2 separate regions of the Homo sapiens genome follow, and region 2 is linked to region 1. Evidence: chromatin loops called from intact Hi-C (ENCODE). Cell type or tissue: GM12878. All regions are shown on one strand. Each heading gives the region's core, and the rest is flanking DNA. Links, peaks and the distances in the headings are about the cores only.

The links. Hi-C counts contacts between places; a loop is a spot of excess contacts. Peaks named below come from ENCODE experiments on the same cell type or tissue, not always from the same donor. Only the 100,000 strongest peaks of a DNase experiment are listed, where the experiment ranks them.
Region 2: it touches region 1 in a loop (4-fold over the local background); 24 of 110 quality-filtered maps call a loop at or near these places.

The regions. Positions count from the first base shown.
Region 1 is chr9:4,480,261-4,496,912 of GRCh38, forward strand. SLC1A1 (solute carrier family 1 member 1) reads left to right here and starts at 10,208. Exons shown (of 12, transcript NM_004170.6): 1 at 10,208-10,510. The coding sequence starts at 10,420. It also overlaps a transcript of GLIS3 not described here. RefSeq lists silencers at 6,471-6,560, 10,006-10,435 and an enhancer at 9,806-9,855. In GM12878, for the core only: no CTCF peak of the experiment used is centred there; a DNase peak (open chromatin) is centred at 10,021; H3K4me3 peaks cover 6,114 bases; H3K27ac peaks cover 4,509 bases.
Region 2 is chr9:4,556,339-4,564,338 of GRCh38, forward strand. SLC1A1 (solute carrier family 1 member 1) reads left to right here. Exons shown (of 12, transcript NM_004170.6): 3 at 5,111-5,203. Among named protein-coding and RNA genes, the nearest start is that of SLC1A1, 70 kb to the left of the region's middle. In GM12878, for the core only: no CTCF peak of the experiment used is centred there; a DNase peak (open chromatin) is centred at 3,393; H3K27ac peaks cover 2,014 bases.

The DNA.
Region 1 (16,652 bases), core at 8,653-16,652:
GTGGCATAATCACAGCTCACTGCAGTCTAGACTACCCAAGTTCAAATAACCCTCCCACCTCAGCCTCCCAAGCAGCTGGGCCTACAGGCATGTGCCATCACACCTGTCTAACTTTATTTTTTGTAGAGTCAGTGTCTCATTATGTTTTTCAGGCTGGTCTTGAAGTCCAGGTTCAAGTGATCCTCCCTTTATGGCCTCGCAAAGTGCTAGGATTATAGGCATGGGCCACCATGCCCAGCCAAGCTTTAGATATTCTAATGAAGAAATGGAGGAATATGGCATATTCTTTCTCAATAATCCTCTTTCCTGTACCTAATGCTATATATCATACAGAAGTGGAACGTTACCACATTTTCAAAATTCCTCTGTAACAAATCATAATATCCTCAGCATACGAACGCCTTGGCCTACCGGGGCAAAAAGCATGTGCTCAGGAAGGCAAAAAGAAAAAAAAGCACATTAATAATTTTAATATTACCCTTAACACACACATACATTTAATTGGAATTGTAGAATGCATATTGTAAATTTTATATTTTCAAGTATACAAGTAATAAATTACTACACCTTCATTGAAAAAAAAAAAAAAACCCACCTACTGGTTTTTTTTCTGAGACAGGTATTGCTCTGTTGCTGAGGCTAGAGTACAGTAGCTTGATCTCAGCTTACTGGAGGTCCGGACCTCGGGGGTTCAAGTGGTCCTCCCACCTCAGCCTCCAGAGTAGCTGGGGCCATGGGCAAGCACCACCACACCTGGCTAATTTTTTGTATTTTTTGTAGAGACAGGGTTTTTCCATGTTGCTCAGTCTGGTCTCAAACTCCTGGGCTCAACTGATCCTCCCAAGTGGGCCTCCCAAAGTGCTGGGATTACAGGCATAAGCCACCTCACCCAGCCCTATCTACTGTTTTATAACTTACTTTTGCATTTAAAAACATAACTAGGCCAGATGTGGTGGCTCATGCCTGTAATCCCAGTACTTTGGGAGGCCGAGGCAGGCGGATCACCTGGGGTCAGGAGTTCAAGACCAGCCTGGCCAACATGGTGAAACCCTGTCTCTACTAAAAATATAAAAATTAGCCGGGTATGGTGGTGTGTGCCTGTAATCCCAGCTACTCAGGAGGCTGACTCAGGGGAATCGCTTGAACCTGGGAGGTGTATGTTGCAGTGAGCCTCGCACCATTACACTCCAGCCTGGGCAACAGAGCAAGACCCCATCAAAAAATTAATTAATTAATTAATTAATTAAAAACATAAGTGTGTGTGTGTGTGTGTGTGTGTGTGTACCGTTTTCCAGTGTAATTCATTTCCCCATGTAATTCCCATGTAATTCAGGTCAAAGCTAAAATATGCTTTTCAATCTCTAAATGATGTCTCATTATCTAGTGTACTTTTACACACTTAATCTTTAGCCAGTTCACTTTACTAGACAGTTAAGTTGTTTCCAGCTGAGCTGGGGTGAAGAGCCCTTGTGCACATCTTTGGGTATTTTTTTCGTTATAAGTTTCTAGAGGTAGAGTGTTTGAGTTAGAGAATACATGCACTTATGACTGATGTTACTAATTGCCTAACTGTCCTCAGAAAAGTCACAGCATTGTCTGGGTCTACCCGCAGGGTGTGACACTACCCATTTCTCCATACCTTCTCTAAGTTTACAATTTATAATGTTAAAAGTATAAATTTTGCAATTGTAAATTTTAAAAAACGTATGTCAAAATATCTTTACCTAGCTGGTAAATATTGGTTTAAACTTGTATTTAGTTCTAGTGAGATTGAAGATTTTTTCATGTTTTAATATGTATTGACTATTTGCATTTATTAATTTAAATGGTATCTTCAGATAAGAAAATTGAGTTTCAGAAAGTTTAAATTACTTGGTCAAGGACATACAGCTTGTGTGAGGCAGACAGAGAACTTTTCTTTCATATCCTAAAATGAAATGGAATTTTTCTTCAATTTGTCAGAGTGAGCAATAAAGCCCATGAGGTAAAGTTCTATTGAAGCCAAGAGTTCAAGGTCATATAACTAATAGATAAGTTCTTTCCAGCCATAGTATCTTTATAAAATATTACTTGGAGAATTGTCGTGAAAGTTTAATGAGTTACAGTTCTTTTCTTCTTCAATTTATAGTTCCAAGATAAGTTCTATCTAGACTGAGATTGGAAGATGAAGAGACTGTTAAAAAGTGTGTCTAGCTGCGCTGACACCATCTTTCTCCCCACCCATGGGTCACGAAAATCCATGCAGCTGAGATGCTGAAGGAGACTCTGGTACTCCATGACCTCCTCCTCACTTGCCACCGCATGAGGACAAAGCAATCAACCATAAATGTTTTATGATGATAGAATACAACCAGGCAACTATTTCTAGAGATACTCAGAAGCTGATGTCTTACTTTTTGTTTCTGAATGCCCTTTTCATTTGTATCCTAATTAATATATGGTCTGTTGATGTAACTTTTTGTGGCAAAGTCAAAGTCTCCTTCCTTTAGTAACTAACAGGAGAGGCCATGAGTCAACTATTTTTTAAAAAGGGAAAAAAATAACAACAAAGGAAATACCAGAATCACTTAAGTCTTTAAAAAGCAGCAACAGCATACTAGCAAAATGTAATTAATAAAAACTAGCCAAAGGTTTATTTGGATGGTGGAATTTGAAGGACTTAGGGAAAAAAAGAGAGAAGCTAACATTTATTGGAAGGAAAAAAACATTCTAACAAGTCTTTCAATTTGGCTTGGAGAAAGAACTTTTTCTTCCAGGAGCTGAGTGGCCAAGTTCTTTCAAGTAGAGCTTGCAAGGGAAATGCCTCTCAACTTTTGTTCAATTTGAGATCATTTGTGTCCATGACTATTAGAGGACAATAAAGTAAAAAAGAATCGAAGTTAAAGATTAGTATCACTAGACATCCCCCCAAAGTGATGCTTCATATACTATATCTTGCTTTAGGCAGAGAAATGCCGTAAATTGGTTGCAAGCAGCAGTTACAGAGGATTCAGGAGTTCAACCACTGCCGCGTGAAATGTATTTAGTGCCCAATGGAGCACAGCACATTAGAGACCAAAGTGTCTGCTGGACACAGGTGAATGGACTCTTAAAGACCTTGCACAAAATACAACATGTAACTCGGCTAGTTTTTTTTGTAACAACTCTATATTTGTTCCTTACATAAGAGGTGTTGGTGGCTGGGTGCGGTGGCTCACGCCTGTAATCTCAGCACTTTGGGAGGCCAAGGTGGGCAGATCACGAGGTCAGGAGTTTGAGACCAGCCTGACCAACATGGTGAAACCCCATCTCTACTAAAAATTCAAAAAAATTAGCTGGGTGTGGTGGTGCACGCCTGTAATCCCAACTACTCAAGAGGCTGAGGCAGGAGAATCACTTGAACCTGGGAGGCGGAGGATGCAGTGAGCCGATATCATGCCACTGCGCTTCAGCCTGGGCAACACGAGTGAGACTTCGTCTTGGGAAAAAAAAAAAAAAAAAAGAGGTGTTGGTTAAGTGCACAAATTCTAGAGCCAGACCATCTGGCTCAACCCTTTCTCCTCCTGTTACTGACAGGGAAAACTTACACAAGGAGCTGAATCTTTTTGTGCTTCAGTTTCCTCAGCTGTAAGATAATGATGATAAGCCATCATATCTCATTTGATTCTTCCAGCAGCCTCATGAAGAAACAATAATCCTCACCTCACTGAGATACTGAGAGGACCAAGTGAATTAGTTTGGGCCAAGTGCTTAGAAGAGCGCCTGGTATATAAGTGCTTTGTGTTTGCTTTTGTTGTTGTTGTTGTTATTACCAGCTAAAATGGAACTTCTATGTAGCAATAGTATAAATATAGTTTAAAATCCACTTGGCCCGCTGAAATTGCCTTTGCAAAATTATAACAGTAAGAGAAATCTGACATAGCTGACTCTACTTGGCTTCTAACCTCTAAGCTATCCTTGTTCATTCCTGGGCATAAGCCAAACTAACTTTTTTTTTTTATTTTTTTTATTTTTTTGAGACGGAGTCTCGCTCTGTCGCCCAGGCTAGAGTGCAGTGGCATGGTCAAGACTCACTGCAACCTCTGCCTCCCAAGTTCAAGCGATTATCCTGCCTCAGCCTCCCGAGTAGCTGGGACCACAGGTGTGTGCTACCATGCCAGGCTAATTTTTTTTTTTTTTTTTTTTTTTTTTTTTTTTGAGACAGAGTCTTGCTCTGCTGCCTAGGCTGCAGTGCAGTGGCTCAGTCTCAGCTCACCTTAACCTCTGCCTCTCGAGTTCAAGCAATTATCTTGCCTCAGCCTCCCGGGTAGCTGGGATTACAGGCCCTGCCACCACACCTGGCTAATTTTTGTATTTTTAGTAGGGACAGGTTTCACCATGTTGGCCAGGCTAGGCTCGAACTCCCGACCTCAGGTGATCCACCCACCTTGGCCTCCCAAAGTGCTGGGATTATAGGCGTGAGCCACTGTGCCCAGTGTAGGCCAAACTAACTTTAGGAGGAAGTTATAGTTTAACCTTAAAGTAAAGATAGTAATAGCCCTTCCCAAAACTATCCCTTCCTCATTGGAGGTCAGGAATCGTCTTTGTAGAACCAATGAAAAGACACAAGATTAGGATTATGAAGGGAGCCTGAATTCTGCTAAGTTGTAGGCATAAATTATAACCAACCATCGGTCCAGAGGACACAAGATTTGTAACTTCTCCAATTTACTCCTGTAGATAACATCATCATTATTGTAGAACCTAAGATTGGTTTTCTTTTTCCTTTTTTTGGGGGGGTGGGGGTGGTGGGGGGACAGGGTTTCACTCCCGTCGACCAGGCTGGAGTGCAGTGGAGCCATCTCGGCTCACTGCAACTTCTACCTCCTGGGTTCAAGCGATTCTCCTGCCTCAGGCTCCCGAGTAGCTGGGATTACAGGCACTCACGACCATGCCCAGCTAATTTTTGTATTTTTAGTAGAGACAGGGTTTCACCATGTTGGCCAGGCTGTTCTTAAACTCCTGACCTCAAGTAATCCATCCTCCTCGGCCTCCCAAAGTGCTGGGATTACAGACGTGAGCCACCGCGCTCAGCCCTAAGGTTGGTCTTCTGAGATGTTTTTCAGACTTGGATTTCTGAGGACTGGCTGACTACACTCAGATCCACAAATCAACCAGTCCTGTAGCCCCACCCCAGAGACCGACTCTGCATAAGGACCACTTTCCACACCCCTGTGATTTCATCTTCATCCAACCAGCAGCATCTGTTCCCTAAATCCTGACTACCAAGTTATTCTTAAAAACTCCAGCCTCCAAATTTCCAGGGAGGCTGATTTGAGTAATAACTTCCTGTCTCCCCATGTGACTAGCTTTGCATTAATTAAGCTCCATCTTTACAACAATACCAGTGTTTCAGTGAATCAGCTCTACCTGTGCGGCAGGCAAGAACCCATCAGGGGATTGCACTACCAGTGATCTACTTTTGAGACTCCTGCCTCTGCTTTTTTTTTTTTTTGAGACGGAGTTTTGTTCGCTCTTGTTGCCCAGGCTGGAGTGCAATGTCGCAATCTCAGCTCACTGCGACCTCCGCCTCCCCAGATTCAAGCAATTCTCCTGCCTCAGCCTCCCAAGTAGCTGGAATTATAGGTTCCTGCCACCATGCCCAGCTAATTTTTTGTATTTTTAGCAGAGATGGCGTTTCACTATGTTGGCCAGGCTGGTCTCAAACTCCTGACCTCAGGAATCCACCCCCCTTGGCCTCCCAAAGAGGTGGGATTACAGGCGTGAGCCGCCGCACCTGGCCCGACTTTTGCTTTTAGTCGGGGAGATTTTTATTATTTCAAAATGTTTGTATATATTGAAATTTTTAAAATCTTTTATATTGTACTATTTTCAATGCATAATTTAAATGAACATAAAACAAGTATGCACTATAGGAGCTTTAGGTGTTGTTGGGCTCAGAATCCAATACCCCAAAATATGGCATTTTGACATGTTGACATGGAGAAACCTCAAGGTCTCTCTGACTTCCCCTGCCACCGTCTCCCACAAAGAAGTGGAAGTTCCTTTATCTGCGTAAGATTCAGACCCATCAAAGAAAGTAATTGCTTGTTCTTCCCCTCCCTGTAAGACCAAGAATGTAACCACACCTGAACACTTTCACTATCAAAGAGAACTATTCACACATTAATCTCTGTTCAGAGATCCATTCATTCTCCCTAGTAATCCCCTCAGCAATTCCTCTTCTCTTCACCTCCCAAAACCTGTTTTACCAGGATTCAAGCCCCCATTCTTTCTGTAACCTCCAGATAGTATATAAACTTCTGGACCTCATTGGGAGGCTAGGTCTTCATTTTGAAGTCTCCCGTGTGTATACGTTCAATACATTGGTATGCCTTTTCTCCTATTAATAAATCTGCCTGTCAGTGATTTTGAAGCAAACCTTCAGGGGACCAAGGGCCTTGGTCCTCCCAGTGTGAAAGTGCAATGGGTGATGTAAGGCCTCTTGTCACCCAGGCTGGAGTGCAGTGGTGCAATCATAGCTCCCTGCAACCTCAAACTCCTGGGCTCAAGCCATCCTCTTGCCTCAGCCTCCCAAGTAGTGAGGACTACAGGCATGTGCCATCATGCCCAGGTTATTTATTTATTTTTTTAAGTTTTGTAGAGCCAAGATTTCACTAAGTTGCCCAGGTTGGTCTCAAACTCCTGGCTTCAAGTGATACTTCTGCCTCAGCCTCCCAAAGTGCTGGGAATATAGGTGTGAGTCGACACTCCCGGCTCTATGGTAGACACTTTGGAAATGCAAAAAGTAGAAGGCAAAGAAGACCATTGTTAAAATTTTGACATATTTCTTTTGTCATATTCTCCACCTACTGGGTTCAAGCGATTCTCCTGCCTCAGCCTCTCGAGTAGCTGGGATTACAGGCACCCGCCACCACGCCTGGCTAATTTTTGTATTTTTAGTAGAGATGGGCAATTCCTGATGATCAATGAGCAAGAGTTCTCGTGGGTCTGAAGGGGTTCAGAGTGTGTTAATGACAGGCAGGTGTTAAAAGATGGTGTTAAGAGATGCCTGTCCAGGTTGACTCCAAGTAAAATTGGTGGTGATATTTGTTTTGTGCCAGGGAGTGTTCTAAGCCTTTCACACAGATTATTGTATTAAATTATTAAAATACCTCCATGAGGTAAAGATAATTAATGCCCCCATTTTACAGATGAAGAAACTGAGACATAAAAAATTTAAGCCAGGTGCCCAAGGTCACCAAGCTGATAAGTGGTGGTGCTGGGATTTAAGCCTAAATACTTTACCCCGAGAACCCTAGTGTAATTGTCTTATTACAACCCAGAAAGTTGTGATGTACACATAGTTCCTCAGATGCTTCCACTTTTTTCTCCCCTCAGGAATGTTTATTTTGTAAATACTGCCCTATCTACAACTGTAATGAGCATGGGTATGCTTATGGTCAACACTTTTTTTTTTTTTTAAATAGATAGAGTCTCGCTCTGTCACCCAGGCTGGAGTACAGTGGTACAATTATAGCTCCCTGCAACCTCGAACTCCCGGGCTCAAACTATCCTCTTGCCTCAGCCTCCCAAGTAGCAGAGACTACAGGCATGTGCCATCATGGCCAGATTATTATTATTATTAAGTTTTGTAGAATCAAGATTTCACTAAGTTGCCCAGGTTGGTCTCAAACTCCTAGCCTCAAGTGATCCTTCTGCCTCAGCCTCCCAAACTGCTGGGAATATAATTGTGAGCCAACACGCCCAGCTCTATGGTAGACACTTTGGAAATATAAAAGATAGAAGGCAAAGATGACCATTGTTAAAATTTTGGCATATTTCTTCTGGTCTTTTTTTCTAAGCACATGGTTTTATTTCGTCTGTTTGTTGGTTGGTTGGTCGGTTTAGTTTTTGTAGAGACAGTGGTCTAATTATGTTGTCCAGGCTGGTCCTAAACTCCTGGGCTTAAGCAGTCCTACCATCTCGGCTTCCCAAAGTGCTGGGATTACGGGTGTGAGCCACTGCACCTGGCCAATATGTTTATTTTACACACATGTGATCAAATTGTACATGCAATTTTAGTATTTCTTTCTTCCCTTTATATTTATAAATATAGATTTATAACATGTGCCATCCCATGCTGTTAAAAACTTCATAAACTTCCTTTATGTAGGCTGCATAAGGTACTGTTGCTTGGCAGTTCCATAATATATTTACCATTCCATTTATGTTGGACATTTGCGTTTTTTCCAGCTGTTTTTTTACTGTGGGACAAATCTGTTCTCTCGCGCACGCTCTCTCTCTTTTTTTTTTATGAGACAGGGTTTCCCTCCGGTCGCCCAGGCAGGAGTGCTGCAGCGTGATCTCGGCTCACCGCAACCTCCACCTCCTGGGTTCAAGTGATTCTCCTGTCTCAGCCTCCCGAATAGCTGGGATTACAGGTGCATGGCCCTAAACCCGGCTAATTTTTGTATTTTTGGTAGACGGGATTTCCCCATGTTGGCCAGGCTGGTCTCGAACTCTTGACCTCAAGTGATCCGCCTGCCTTGGCCTCCCAAATTGCTGGAATTACAGGTGTGAGCCATCGCGCCCGGGACTATTCTCCCTTTCTTGATAGTTTCCCTTCTGACATTTCCTTCCTTCTTTCTTTCTTTTTTCTTTTTTTTTGACAGTCTCGCTCTGTCGCCTAGGCTGGAGCGCAGTGGCTTGATCTCAGCTTACTGCAATCTCCACCTTCCAGGTTCAAGCGATTCTCCTCCCTCAGCCTCCCAAGTAGCTGCGACTACAGGCACGTGCCACCACGCCCGGCTAATTTTTTTGTATTTTTAGCAGAGACGGGGTTTCACTGTGTTAGCCAGGATGGTCTCAATCTCCTGACCTCGTGATCCGCTCGCCTCGGACTCCCAAAGTCCTGAGATTACAGGCAAGAGCCACCGCACCCGGGTCCCCTTCTGACATTTCTTCAGATCTTCCTCGGACACCCAACGACCTTAAAATCCCTCTAACCTTCTTTCTCTCAAAGTTTACTTTCTATAAAGAGCTGATAAACTCATTCATACTAAAGTCTACAGGGTTGTAAATCTTAATCTATTATCGCTTAAAAGATGCTTGTATCAATTTACACCAAAGGGATGAAGCTCTAATTGTGGGGATTTAGTCATCAGAAAATCTAGTAGGGGAAATTCTCCCTACCCACAATCAGAGTAGATTCTACAATAGCAAAAAGGGTTCCAGGCTCACTTAACTTTAGGAACGCTGATAAGAAGACCGCTTACAGCTGCGGAGGTACTGATTTGGTAAAGGGAGGGAAAGAGATTGTATACGTGAGAGTGAAAAAATTGGGTAGAAAAATGGAAGAGCATCAGAAATTCACTTAGCAACACCAAATATATTTGGCACCACTAACCTAGTTTCTCCTGTGTTTGCCTTTCCAATCCGTTGGACCTTAGGGGATGGACCGCCCACTTTCTCCCCAGAGCGGCTCCCGGGTCCGGTTCTCAGTTCTAATCACTGCCCCAAGCCTCCATGCTCCAGGGCCTGTGGTCACAGAGCAAGTCCCAAGGAGCAGAAGTAAAGTTCTAAGAGAAATCACCATCTCCTTGTGCAGGGAACACTCCCAAGCCCAGTGTCCACAGACAAATCACCTCCAGCGACTCGAAGAGGAGAATAATCCCTGTGGGGGCACTGGAGGCTCCGCGTGAAAGTTTCCAAAGCCATGTTCTGCCCCAGGACTCCTTTCTCTCCTCCCAGAAGCTTCAGGCTTTCGCGGCTGCTGGCACATCCCAGCCTGAGTAGCCGAGCAAGAGGGACCCAAGGCAGGATCAGCTTCCCCCGACTTGAAAGGGCACCCGTTCTGCAGGTGCCGGCGCTGGAAATAGCTGGTGTGGAGAACGGAGAGGGAGACGTGCAGGATGAAGTCCGCGCCCAGGAGGGCAGTGGCTCCGCCTCTCTGGGTTAGGGACAGAAGAAAACCCTTAACCCAAAGCCCTAGCATGAGTGAGGCGTGGAAAGCGAGACAGACTCCAGTGGAAGGCTGTGGGGCGGGACTCAGGGTTCCCGGAGAGGCCGCCCCAGCTCCTGCCGCAGCGCTGGGCGCCCTACCACGCCTGCTCCCTAGGGACCCCGGGCGTCCCACGCACGCACCCACCCTCCTTCCCGGGCCTGCCGCTCCTCCCTCCTTCCTCGCTGGTTGGCCCAGGCGCCGCAGAGCGCGGCGGCAGCAGGAGGAGCCGGGCGCGCCTGCCACGCAAAACTACCGGGCTGGCAGGGCGGCGGGCGCGGTGCGCGATCCCGGGTGGCGGCGGCAACGGCGGTGGTGACGGCGGCGACTGCAGCGGCCGGCTCTCACCTCTCCCCTGTGCACCCGCATCTCGCCGCGCCGCCGAGCAGCCAGCAGTCCCCGGGTCGCCCAGCCCACGCGCGCACGGCCGAGCCCAGCGCACAATAGCGGCGACAGCCATGGGGAAACCGGCGAGGAAAGGATGCGAGTGGAAGCGCTTCCTGAAGAATAACTGGGTGTTGCTGTCCACCGTGGCCGCGGTGGTGCTAGGTGAGCGGCGCGGCGGGTGGGCGATGCGCGCACCCTCACGCGCTCTCTGCGCCCAGGCCGCGTGCGGCTGAGGGTGGGCTTGGCGCTGGCGCACTCCATGCAGGGTCCCTCGATGCCCCCTCGGCCTTAGCCTCGGGCCCCCTGCGGGGGCTTTCCCCCAAGCGCTCTAATTACTGCACACCAAGAACAAAGCTCCTCTGGGACTCCCATTTGAGTGCTCCTTGAGCTGCTGGTTCCTGCTCTACCCAAAATGATCAAAGGGGCTTGGGGGTAGAAAGGGAAGCAAGTAGCTCTTGGTTCTGCTCGTTTGAAAACAGGGTTCGATTTTTTTCTTTGTTAATCCCGCACCGTATCTCCCCCTATCACCGCCACCTTCCTCACCCCACACCCCCAGCCTCGCTGCGCGGGCAGAGATTGAGTGTGGATTACAGTTCTCAGTCGAATTGGAAGAGGCACCCTGGCCTCCGGGATGGGCCGGACCCTTAGGGGAGGGAGGCTGAGAACGCTGTCGCCGCTCATCCTGGGCAGTGCGTGGAAAGGTGCCTTCCCACGCGGCGAGCGCCGACTGCCTGCACCCGGGCTCTGAAAAGCTGCCAGATTCGTGCCTGAATTCTGGGATGTGCCACTGTGGCCCGCGGGAGGTCACCGGGGAAGAGAGCTAAGAGAACTCAGCCGTCTCTTCTCCTGCCTTCCTTGCTCTCCACGTTGTTTTTGTATTTAAGATAATGTTTAAGCCATCCTTGCCTGTTTTTAAACAAGGGTGTATTTAAGTGATCCACCCCTCACAGATCACTGGACCAGGTGGATGTCTGAGCCATTGCTCAGAGGTATGAGTTATTCCTATTTAGATTCTGATTTTTTACCAAGGTTGTGTGTTTCTAGCTCCGGCCCGGGGATGCACTTCCTTGGGATTAGCGCCATATCTGTCGCCTTCCCAGTGATAGCTCCTCAGCAGGTGAGGGCTGTTGCACCCTCTGAGGAATGTGGATTCCTCGGCAGGCTCCACCTTCCCCTTGGAAACTGCAGCTGTGTTTGCTGAAAAGGCAAGTGGGGACAGCTTGTTTCCTCCCAACCTCAGGTACCTTCCTCTCCAACTGCTGCTCCTAAATCTCAGAATATATGGTGTTGCTTGCTTCTCCTCCGAACCGCCCCCTCCCCTCAGGGTGGGGATAGGGCATGGAAATGGCCTTTGGAAGTTAATGGGATTCTTGGGGTCAGATTGGATTCTCCAGAACCTTGGGGAAAGGAAAGTCAGGTTTCTAGTAAATAAATAACATCCTGGAATGGCCCTAGCAGAGGCTATTTGTAGGAGGAAAGGAGAGAAGTACAGAAGCAAATCTTGACTATTTCCCCCAAGAAGTGCCAAGTGGTTTTGGAACTTTTTTTTTTCGGTTTTGAACATTTTTAAGGGAAAGTTTATCCTACTCTACCATATTTAAATAGCATACGCTACAAAGAACGACTTGATTTCCTTTAGGCCAAAGAGAAGAGATGGCCTTGTTTGTTTTCCTAGTGATAAGAGTCGAGGATTAATTGTTAAATCTCTTTTTGAAGACTGAGAGATGCCAGGGCAAGGTGGCTCATGCCTATAACCCCAGTTACTCGGGAGGCTGAGGCAGGAGAATTGCTTGAACCCAGAAGGCAGAGGTTGAAGTCAGCCAAGATTGTGCCACTGCACTCCCGCCTGGGTGACAGAGCAAGAATCCACCAAAAAAAAAAAAAAAAAAAGGAAAAGGACTTTTAGAGGGCCAGGCACGGTGACTCACACCTATAATCCCAATATTTTGGGAGGCCAAGGAAGGAGGATTGCTTGAGCCCAGGAGTTGGAGACCAGCCTGGGCAACATGGCAAAATGCCATCTCTACAAAAAAGTACAAAAATTAGCGTGGTGGTGCACATCTGTAGTCCTAGCTACTCAGGAGACTGAGGTGGGAGGATCACCTGAGCCCAGGGAGGTCGAGGCTGCAGTGAGCCGTGATCGTGACTCTGCACTCCAGCCTGGGCAACAAGAATGAGACCTTGTCTAAAAAGAAAAAAAAAAAAGACTTTGCAGGATAAACATTGGCTTGAGTCTCCCTCCTGATTCCCTGTGGAAGTGGAGTTATCCTGCCTTTTCAGCATGGGGCTCTCCAGAGATACTCACTTGCTACCCAAGTGTTGCACACCACTCGTCAGCATGCGATTCACTGGAGACTGGTTTGGAGAAGGTTTTAAGCAATTGTTCCCTGGCCTTTGGAATCAGTTGCGTGAATAAGAAGAAGTACATGCTCATTTTGCAGACATGGCCTTTGGTCTCAGATGGGCACTTTCCTCCAATTTTAATGTCTGTGAGCCCCAAGAGCTTAGTTTGAGTACTTTTCTCCAGAAAGGAAAGTCACCACTTAAAAATCAAGTGCCCAGCTGAAATCTTCCTAGATATTTGTTCCTTCAGATGGCAACAAAGGGCAGTCCTGCTTCTGGTCTGAGAAGTCTCAAACCTAGACCACCCCCGATATGCCCATTAACAGGGGTCCTTTTCTTGTCCTTTTTCTTCAGAGTACTGGGCCTGAGTGGAAACTCATACTTGTTTGTGTAGTCTGTAAGGGCTGATTTGTTTAATTGACAGTGAAATTCCAGTGACTTATAACAGTGGCACTGAGTCTATTCATAAACCCTTGCTAGATAATGATAGTAAGAGCTTATTTTATAACTGCCTTAACTGATCCAGAAAAATCGCAAGAGCTCTAATGCAGCCTCCCTTTTGGACTTTTCAGCATGTGGAACTTAAAGAAGAAAAAAAACTGTGAAATTTATTAACTATCATGACAAAACATCTTCTTCTGATTATAGCCGTTCAAATGTTTGGTCCCTGACCAGGTGCAGTGGCTCAGACTTGTAATCCTAGGACTTTGGAAGGCCAAGGTAGGAGGAATGAGTGAGTTCAGGAGTTTGAGACCAGCCTGATCTCATCTCTATTTCTAAAAAAAATAATTTAAAGAAATAATAATGCAATGAAATGTTCAGTCACTACTATAATTCAGTAGCCCTAATACTTTGAAATATTTGATTATAGAAATAAGAGGCAAAGATTTTTATGAGCCAGCTTAAAGCCTGATTTTTCAAGATACAGCACATGAGGGGAAATGTAATAAGGGTCATCTTTATTAGGTGTGGAAGTTCACTCTTTTCATGGACAAGGAAATGCTAAGAACTAAACATTTCTCAAATTCTTGTTCACAAGATGAAGGGATTCAATAGTTAGGTGACCATCTTTTTAAATTTCTGCGACACCCTACATGGTCCTGAAAATAGTATCTTGGATTTTCACAGGAAAATCCTCTGCTAAAATACCACTAGAAACACTTTCACGGCTTTCATTACAATTCTTATAGGCTTATTCTCTGCTTCCATAGAATGGTAGAATGAGCACAGAGCCTGGAGTGAAGAGTCCTTGGGATTTGAATTCTGGTACTATCAAGCTCTATCATGCAGGCAAACTGTGTATTTCCCTACAAGCCTCAATTTCCTCATCTGGAAATTGGAGATATTACTTATTACTTCGTTTGTTATTAGAGGTGTGAAAGATACTCAGTTGTGTGGCTGGCATATATTCAGCACTCAATAGTTGTTATTTTAAGGTAAATCTGAATAATTTGATTATGAGAAAATTAATATTTTCTTATGAAATAAATTCTCTCATAGTATGTCTCTTTCTGTGTCCTGCTTAGTGTCCCGCCTATAATTTAGGGTGACTCAAGTGTTTTGATGACCTGCTCTGTCTGAGCTAATAACTGTCCCTGTAGTATTATTCATTTCTTTAAAGAGGAAATGGAAAGAATGAATCATTTATTTTTGTGCCCCACCGGCTAATCCTCAATTCATTTAAATATAATATTTAAATATATAATTTATATAAATATAATTTAAGTATGTAAATTCTGAAGGAAGGTTTTATGCTCTAAGTGGGAATTCTGTCCAAGCAGAATTACTGAGTGAGAATTCTGCCAGCCTTCTAATGCGGGTCATCCAATAATGATTATATAGTATATGATGTTGTTAAGGCACTTCTTATATCCTCACCCTATTCACAATATAATACCTAATCTTTCTCTCCAGACCAGTTATGCCATTACTTCTGTCATTTGAAAAATCTGTGATTTCAACTTAGAGCTATTCAGAAAAAGCAATAGGTATTGGCATTTACATGACAGAGCTGGCAAGCTTATTCATTCTAAATTGTTTTCTTTGGAGCGCTAAGGAAGCAATCATGCATAGATTCTGATTCCATTATCTAAAATCAGAAACAGCTCCTTCATGGTCTTAGCAATACCCTTGCCCAGCCTCGTGTCTCTACCCTGGAGCTCATGTAGCGTGCATCTGGCAGTGCTAATTTGAGACGTGGCATAGGCTTTCCCGCTTTGTCTGTGAAGCCCCTGAGGACAGGGCCCAGCGGCGGTTCACGCTGGTTCCAGGCCCAGCCCCTCACCTGCATAGAACCTTGGCTCAGCAGTGTTTAGGAATATCCCTGTAATAATCAACACTTAAGCCATTCATTCATTTAACAGATATGTATCAGACCCCCACTGTGCACCAGGGATTGTTCTACAGCCGGGTCACACAGCATGTCCTCATGGGACTTAATGTTCAAGTAGAGAGAGGTAGACCATAAATAGAATACATAGGTAACCTACTGTATAGAGCATGTTAGATGAGAATAGTGTTCTGGAGTAGTATAGAGCAGGGAGTGGGCTGGCAAGGTGGGGGGTTGCAATTTTAAACAGGGTGACAGGGGAGGCCATACTGAGAAGGTGACAGTTGAATCAAGACGGAGGAGAGGTGAAGGAACAAGTTGCACAGGTATCTGGGGAGCATCCTAGTTTGTGTGAGAAACATCAAGGAGTAGAATGAGGGAGGGAAAGAGTAGGAGGAGATGAAGTGGAGGTGAGGCTGGGGGCAGAGCAATAGGGTGGTTCAGGTCCAAGGTCCAGGAAAGGGGAAATGGGTGCCTCAGCTGAGCAGCCAGGAGTGGAACAGAATGAAAAGACAGCTGCTTGAGGTTAACCTGCAGGGCTTGGCTGGATTTGGTCCAAGGGAGAAGGCAGTGGCTATCTCCAGCAAAACAGAGAGTCCTGGAAGGGGCACCGACTTGGAAAAGAACATGGCATGTTCCACGGTGGACGTGTTGAGTTTGAGGAGCCAGAAGGGTGTTTGGGTAAAGGTAGGCAGCAAACACCTGGCTAAGTGAGTCTGGTGCTCAGGAGACAAATGTGGAGTGGAGTGTCGACTTAAGACAGCATGTCAGGGACCTGGTTAAGGCTTTGGGAATGAATGAACCTATCCTGGGAGAAAAGGGAGAAGAGAAGACCAAAGACAGAGTTCTGGACAACCCCAACATTGGAGGTCTGGGAAGAGAAGGGGCCCACAGGAGAAACCGGACGTGGTGTGATAGAAATTAAGAACAGGAACAGTGATGGGTGAGAGGCTCGGGGGCAGGAGTGAGAGGGTCTGAGGAGGAAGTTCAACAGCGTTGGGGATACAAAGGACAGGGATGTGACCTTCTGGGCTTTTATTTGGAGGCACTTAGGTGTGAAAGAATTCAGAGAAAGTGGAAGTCACGTTTAAGATCCAGAGAGTATTTTTCTTTCTTTTTTTAAGAGACAGGGTCTCGTTTTGTTGCCCAGGCTGGTCTTGAATGCCTGGCTTCAAGCTGTCCTCCTGCCTCAGCCTCCCAAAGTGCTAGGATTACAAGTGCAAGCCACTGCACTCAGCCTTGTTTTGTTTTGTTTTTGTTTGTTTTTTGTTTTTTAAGGAGACTTGAGTCTGACTGAACCTGAAGAGAAGTGATCATTAAAAATAAAAATGCAGCTGAGCATGGTGACTCATGTCTGTAATCCCAGCACTTTGGGAGGTGAAGGTGGGAGGACTGCTTGAGGCTAGGAGTTCAAGACCAGCCTGGGCAACACAGCAGGACCCCTGTCTCTGCAAAATAAAAATTAAATTAGCCAGGCACGATGGTGCGTGCCTGTGGCCCCAACTACTCAAGAGGCTGATGTGGGAAGATCACATGAGGCCAGGAGTTCCAGGCTGCAGGGAGCTTGATCACATCATTGTACACTCCAGCTGAGGTGACAGTGCAAGATCCTGTCTCTGAAAAATAATAATA
Region 2 (8,000 bases), core at 1-8,000, 67 kb after region 1:
TTCAACAGAAATAAAGTTACTGTCCAATTACTATAAACATTTTAAATACTCACTGTTGATTTCTGTGCAGATGCCATCACACCTGCTTAGTTCATTCTCATTTATCACCCCCTATAGGACAGCTTTCAACTCCCAGGAGAAACGAGTTCTGATAGTGAACTGTAAAGAGAGGGGGTCCTTCAGACCTCGCCAGCCACCAAAGATGGCCTGAGAGCAAGAAACCCGGGGGTCCATTGAGAATAAAAACTCAGAACTAAAGGGCAAATGAGGTTTTACTTGTTTGGGACTAAGTTGGGCCTGATCTTCGACGTCAACGCCAGTTAAGAGTCTAATGCCTGGATTCTCATTCTCACAGTCAACATTCATTGCGCTAGACCACAAGTTCTCACCAAGACAATATCGTCCCCAAGGCAGCAAAAGCTGTTTTTATTTGGTGGTGGTGAGTTGGGGGAGAAAATCTTACTCTTTTTATGTAAAAAAACACATGTATCATTTACTATATAACCAGATATACAGTTTGCGGTTTTAGAATTTCAGAGGGGTGGTGATTAGGAAAACGGCTTTGGGGGGTGGTTTTGCACAACAACAACAACAATAAAACAAGGTTGAAAAAGACTGAGATGTTACATGTGTTCCCCTGTGGAGTCTTTTATGGCTGAAAAGTGTTCTCGTTGGCTGCCCTGGGAACCAAACTAAACCACCATGTATAAGCGGTTTCTAAGGGGACTACCTGCTGAGGTCCAAGTTTCGGACCCAGAAATGGATCTTTGAAATGGGGTCATTTGTAAGCAGACGATTACTTGCAAAAATGCAGCTCTTTCTGTCATGTGGAAAGCTTCAAGTACAAACATTCGTAGAGCACCTTATTTAAGGCACTGGGGGCCCAGTGAAGAATAAGCTTCAGGCCTTACAGCCATATGATCAGTGCAGTGATGGAACTACGTGCCAGGAGATTTGCGCGTAGCATCTTCCTTTCCCCTGCCCATGCTTGCAAGGCAAAGAGCTTTTCCTGAATTTGATAATGGAGTTAAGCTATAGTTTGTTCATTCGACATTGTCGAGCACCCACTAAATGCTAAACACTGGTAGGGTCTAGAGAGATTGGGCTGTCCAATATGATAGCCATTAGCCACGTGTGGCTACTTAAATTGAGATTAATTAAAACTGGCCAGGTGTGGTGGCTCACACCAATAATCCTAGCAATTTGGGAGGCCGAGGTGGGAGGATCGCTGGAGCTCAGGAGTTCAAGACCAGCCTGGGCAACATAGTGAGACCTCATCTCTACAATTAAAAAAAAAAATTAAAATAGATTAATTAAAATGAAAACTCAGTTTGTCAGTCACACTAGCCACTTTCCAAGTGCTTGCTAGCCATATGCACTTTGTGGCTACTGCAGGGGACAGCACAAAAACAGAACGTTTCTATCATCAGGAAGCTCTACTGGGCAGCGCTAGTCTAGAATTTTGTAGCACATGGATAGAGCCAATATGGAATAGTGGTTAAGAATATGGCCTTTGAGGTAAAATGTAGATTGAGATCCCAGCTCTACCACTCACCTTACCAGCTTTATGATCGTATGGTACTTAGCCTTTCTGAGCTATAGTTTTGTCCTCTGTAAAATGGGGGTAATAATGCCCGCCTCCTTGGGTTGTAATGAGAATTAAAGATGATGCATTAACATGCAGTCAATATAGTGTTTATTGTCATCATTATTATTTGTATTATGATTATCATCCTCATCATTATTGACATTACTCGCAGATGGGGTGTTTACAACCATCCAGACAGATATTTTATGGTCATTAAGTTCTGTAATGTTCCTATTTATAGAGGTTTTCAAAGATTAGGCTGTTTCCCTGTATCTGTTCTCTCCCTCTATGGTGGTCACCACCCTTATCCCCAACAATGCATTATAAATCATCCAACAGCCTGGACTTGGGGGCCAGCTCTGCCCCCATGTTGATGACTAGAGAGGTAGAGGGTAACTATAGAGTGGTAACTATACAGAGGTAGAGGTAACTATACAGTGTAGAGAAGTATAATCGTTGATTTGTGTAAATATCTGATATATCCGGGAAATTGGTAGGATGGAGGTGGATTAGAGGAATGGGAAACAAAGACCCGTGCTGAAAGTTACTACAAGATAGTTGCTGTGCTCCAGGACAGAGGGGAAATTGGATGACTACTTGGGGATGTATTTGTTTAAGATATTTTCACCAAGATCTCATTATTATCAAGCCTTTTATTGCCAGCTGAGTCCTGGAGTACAAGCAGAGGCACCAGCCCATGGCCAAATCATTAAGACAAATTAAGACATATTAACATATGCTGGGAACAATTATCCACATAGATTTAATTTGTTTCACTGCTGGAAGAAAATCCTGAGAGAGTACCAAACACATCCCCGAGAACAGCTCTGTAACTACTCTGTGACTCTCACTTGTCAGCACTTCAGGGGCTGGAATCTGCTTAAACTGGACATCTACCAAAGAAGGACGACATATCTGAAAATAGATCCCATATTAGGGCTACAGATGAGTTACTTGGAGTCTGTTAAGGTGGTGATTCTTTTTGTTTCTTTTTAACCTATGCATCTTAGAAATAATTATTACAGTTATCAAAACAATATACCAAGCTCTAAAATGAAACAGGCACATATTTTATAATCATATAATATACTTAGCAAGCTTACATATTTGTATTATGATTTGCTCTTTCTTTAAGAGACCTAAACTAAATATGAGATAGTGAACTTGTTTCTGAATTTTGGCCTTCAATCTCTCTTGACTTTTTTGTTGTTGCTGTTGTCCCTTGCCTAATTGTTATCTTTCATTGTCTTACTGGGAGGAAAAGAAAGACTCTTCAACACAGCAAACTGCATTTTTCTCAAATCGAATAGAATCTATCATCAAGATTATTCTAGAATGTGACTATTGCAGTATGCCCATTATATGGCAATTGCACAATCTTTTCTCAGTGGTTGATGAATGGCGCCTTAACAACATCCTGGGGTAGCTGCTACAGAGGCCAGAGCACCTTCTCTCAAAATATTAACTTCCAAAGGAGCAATCAACAGCCAGAGAAATGGTGTGTTTAGAGTGAGAAATGACTTGTTCTGTCATCATAATGGTGATCACTTCCTTGCAGATTTTCTTCCTGTACATCAAATATGTATGATTATATATGAGAAGCATAAACCCCCAGTCACTTAAAAAAAATGGATAGGCCTTTTAGTGTGGGAAATGAACATAAAAGTTACCTATGCATGCTGATAGCCATACAGGTTTACTGCCTTTCCCTTGGGGTTGCCTTGTGACAACCTCTTCCTTTTTCCTGCTACCCTGTACCTTAGGCTTTGCAAATGGTTATGGGACAACTCATGCGTGTTGAATATGCAAAATCATTTTCTATAATGCTCCTTTGACTCAAAATATGACCCTCATTTTGGAAATCAGGCTTGGTAGTGTCTGAAACCTCCAATGACAGCTTGCCGAAAGATGATTCAGTTGTTTCTCAACTTGGCCCATTCCCCACGTCCAAGTCCAATTGGAGAACGGCTTTTGACTCCGTTTATATGAGCATCTTTGATAGAGAGCAAAGGTTTCTGGCAAGGCGGGATGCCTGCCTTCCACCTCTAATCCAGCTGTCCTTGACACTCCAGACAGCCCTTTCAAATCTGGGCAACACTTAGTCATCTTACTGGTAGCCAAGGACCATTTGAAGTGAGATCTAACAATATGATCGTAAGTCTCTGACATTACCTGTGCCCTGGGAAATTATTTATTAATATCTTTCCTTTTTCAAATAGAAATTTTAAGATGTCTCACAATAAAAGCTATACACAATAAGGTTGTTTACACAGAAGCAATTTGAAAATCATGAAAAGAGGAAGGAAACACACTAACCAGAATGGATAATGACATTACTGTGAATGTGGCCCCGGGACCATTTAAAGATCCAGCAATAAGTGGATCATTAAATACATTCTGGTACAGCCACATGACAGATTACTGAGCCATTAAAATTATCCTCAGGGTGAGTTTGTAACAATGTGGGAAAATGCTTACAACTATAATATTAAGAAGAAGAGAGAGGGTTAGAAACTATAAAATTCTCCCAGCTGTTTACAAAAAATTGAGAAAAATATTAGAAGAAAATCACCAGAATATTAACTTGGTTGATGAGATGATGTGATTTTTGTTGTCATCTTTACCTTTTCTCCTTTTTCAGATAGTTGTAATGAATATATATTACTTTTATAATTGTATATAAACATTATTTTTTCCAGTTAAGCCTAAGCTTCCTGACAGAAAAGGCAGAAAGGAAAACTATCATGAGTTACATGATTCTCAAGTGTTAAAAAAAAAAAAAATCTCAGGCAGGACATGATGACTCACACCTGTAATCCCAGCACTTTGGGAGGCCAAGGTTGTGGATCACCTGAGGTCAGGAGTTCGAGACAAGCCTGGCCAACATGGTGGAACCTCATCTCTACTAACAATACAAAAATTAGCTGGGTGTGGTGGTGTGCACCTGTAATCCCAGCTACTCGGGAAGCTGAGGAAGGAGAATCGCTTGAACCCAGGAGATGGAGGTTGTAATGAGCCGAGATCACACCATTGCACTCCAGCCTGGGTGACAGAGTAAGACTCTGTCTCAAAACAAACAAACAAACAAACAACAACAACAACAAACGATCTCAGTTCTTTGAGATAAATTTTTCCTAGATAACTGAATTCCAAAGGAGGTTTATCACAAGGGATGTTGAATGATATAATACAAATCTTGGTAAAGTTCTTAGTGCAAATGTGGGACAGGGACTCCTTATGATTATTTCCTGACCAACTCCAGGAAGATCTGAAGGCAGGACACTCCTGGAGGTGAAGGCTGTGGGAAGCTGCCTGCAGGGGAACTTGCACCTGACTGGGCTTCCCTCTCTTAAATCTGTTTGGAATTTTGAAGTGTTGCTTTTGCCCATTGCATGTTATTGCCCATTGTCTGTAGATGAGAACGCCTCTCAGCTCTTTATTTCACAACCTGAGGATTAAATCGCGGGTCCTGGAAACCTGTCTTTTAAAATTAATGTAATTTGATTTCTGTCTCCCCTTCAGGTGTTGCTGCACTGGATTCCAACGTATCCGGAAAAATTGGTCTGCGCGCTGTCGTGTATTATTTCTGTACCACTCTCATTGCTGTTATTCTAGGTAATACTTATTTCTGAATCCTTACTACTTTATGTAATGGTGATTTTTTCATTCGAAAAGTAGTTGGTGGCCAGATGCGGTGGCTCAGGCCTGTAATCTCAGAAATCTGGGAGGCTGATGTGGGCAGATCCCTTGAGGTCAGGGGTTTGAGACCAGCCTGGCCAACATGAAAACCCGTTTCTACCAAAAATACAAAAATATTAGCCGGGTATGGTAACATGCGCCTGTAGTCCCAGCTACTTGGGAGGCTGAGGCAGGAGAATCACTTGAACCTGGCAGACAGACTTCAAAGGAAAAACTTTATGGTACTTTGACAATACTACTTTCTGATTTTAAAAAATTGTATGTTAAGAAAAGCTCAACTACTTTTTAAAATATGTATTTTTTTAATTAAAAAGAGACGTGGGGAGTCTTCTATGTTGCCCAGGCTGGTCTTGAACTCTTGGGCTCAAGGGATCTGCCTGCCTCAGCCTCCCAAAGTGCTGGAATTACCGGCATGAGCCACTGTGCCTGGCCCTAACTACTTTTTTTTTTTTTTTTTTTTTTCAAGAGGGAGTCTCACTCTTGTCACCCAGGCTAGAGTGCAGTGGCATGATCTCGGCTCACTGCAACCTCTGCCTCCTGGGTTCAAATGATTCTCCTGCCTCAGCCTCCCGAGTAGCTGGGATTACAGGTGCACACCACCATGCCCAGCTAATTTTTGTATTTTTTAAATAGAGACAGGGTTTCACCATGTTGGCCAGGCTGGTCTTGAACTCCTGACCTCAGGTGATCTACCTGCCTTGGCCTCCCAAAGTGCTGGGATTACAGGTGTGAGCCACCATGCCCAGCCACTTACATAATTCTTAAAGTGGATGATTGGTCTATAATAGTGGAGTTGAGTATAATTATAAAATATTTCCAGAAATATAGCATTTTAGTGCATTTCACGTAGTAACAAGAGCTAACAGCTAATAGATCCTTGTTAAGGATAAATCCCACTTGTAAGAGGGAGAAAATTCTAATAAGGGAGGAGCTGCTCTTATACCCTTAGCATAGTTTTTTGAAGAATGCTTGGTCTTTGTAACCCTGAGTGACATTTTAAGAAGAATGCCCAATTCCCACCTATGAGTGAGAATATGTGGTGTTTGGTTTTTTGTTCTTGCAATAGTTTACTGAGAATGATGATTTCCAATTTCAACCATGTCCCTACAAAGGACATGAACTCATCATTTTTATGGCTGCATAGTATTCCATGGTGTATATGTGCCACATTTTCTTAATCCAGTCTATCATTGTTGGACATTTGGGTTGGTTCCAAGTCTTTGCTATTGTGAATAATGCCGCAATAAACATACGTGTGCATGTGTCTTTATAGCAGCATGATTTATAGTCCTTTAGATCACATGGACACAGGAAGGGGAACATCACACTCTGGGGACTGTTGTGGGGTGGGGGGAGGGGAGAGGGATAGCATTGGGAGATATACCTAATGCTAGATGATGAGTTAGTGGGTGCAGCGCACCAGCATGGCACATGTATACATATGTAACTAACCTGCACAATGTGCACATATACCCTAAAACTTAAAGTATAATAATAAAAGAAAAAAAAAGAGAGAGAGAGAAAAAAAAAAAAGAAGAATGCCCAGAGGGGGAAGACAGAAGGAGCATATACTCAGATGTGGCAGCAGCTCGGCCCTTGTAGCCCTGCTTCAATGAGCTGATAAGAAGGGGTGGGATGTGGTGAGGCTTTAGTGGTATTAGGCCAAGGGACCCAGGAGGGCTTGAACTGTACCATAAAACAAAACCACATCATCTCATGAGTTTCCTGAGGAAGACAGACACAGAGAAAAAATAGCAATGAGAATCAAGATACTGCTCTCTTATTAGCTGGAGGCGTATAGCCCTTCTACAACCCTGAGAGAGGAAAAGAGTGGGCCATGCCCAGTCATGGCCCCTTATTGCCCAGGAGTTCCTCCCATTAGCAAAATGGACCCATTCAGCATCCCAGAGCCCTACCCCCTGGATTACCATTGCCTCTTCTTGAGGGAGGAGCAATAAAGAGCATGAGGACCTTTTTCTTCTTCACTTCCCTCCAGTCAAACACCCTCCAATGTCTTGGTCTCTTCTACAGCCTCCCATCTTGGCTTGGATACTCAAGTGACAGGAACCCATTACTTCCCAAGGCCACAATGATGCTGTCAGATGCTCTGCCATGTAGACAGTTCTTCCTTACAGAGAGATGAACCTTCTCTCCCTATAAATCCCATCTATTTGTCCTCATTCCACCCCCGGAACAGCATTTTCCTACATGACTGCTTTCTAGATACTTGAAGACCTACGGTATGGAAGGAAGGCAAGGCTTGTTTTGTATGATCCTCAGGAGAATAACCAGCATCTGGGTAAAAGTTGCAGAAAGACATCAGATGCATTCTCTGGGCTAGAAAATGGATCATCCTTACCCTAACACCTTCCTAGGCTGGTCTCATAAGTTCAAGAAAAAGAATATTCTCATCAGCAGGTGTTTCCAGAAGCAATTCTGGGATGCAGCCCCTTCATTTAAAACACACATACACACACACACAGACGCACACGCACGCACGCAAGCACATGGAGTTCTTTCTGCTTACTCATTTAAATGGAAGAGTAATTAAGGTGGCTGCTGAGGTTCCAGAGGAGGCTCAGCATTTTGGCTGGACCTCAGGGTCCTCCCCATCACACTATTGCCTGGTACAACCATGCCCATTGTTCTAAAGGTGCCAGCTGTGCCAGGTGCCCTGGAAGGTTCCTAATGCTCTGTGGACGCTGTTCTTGGC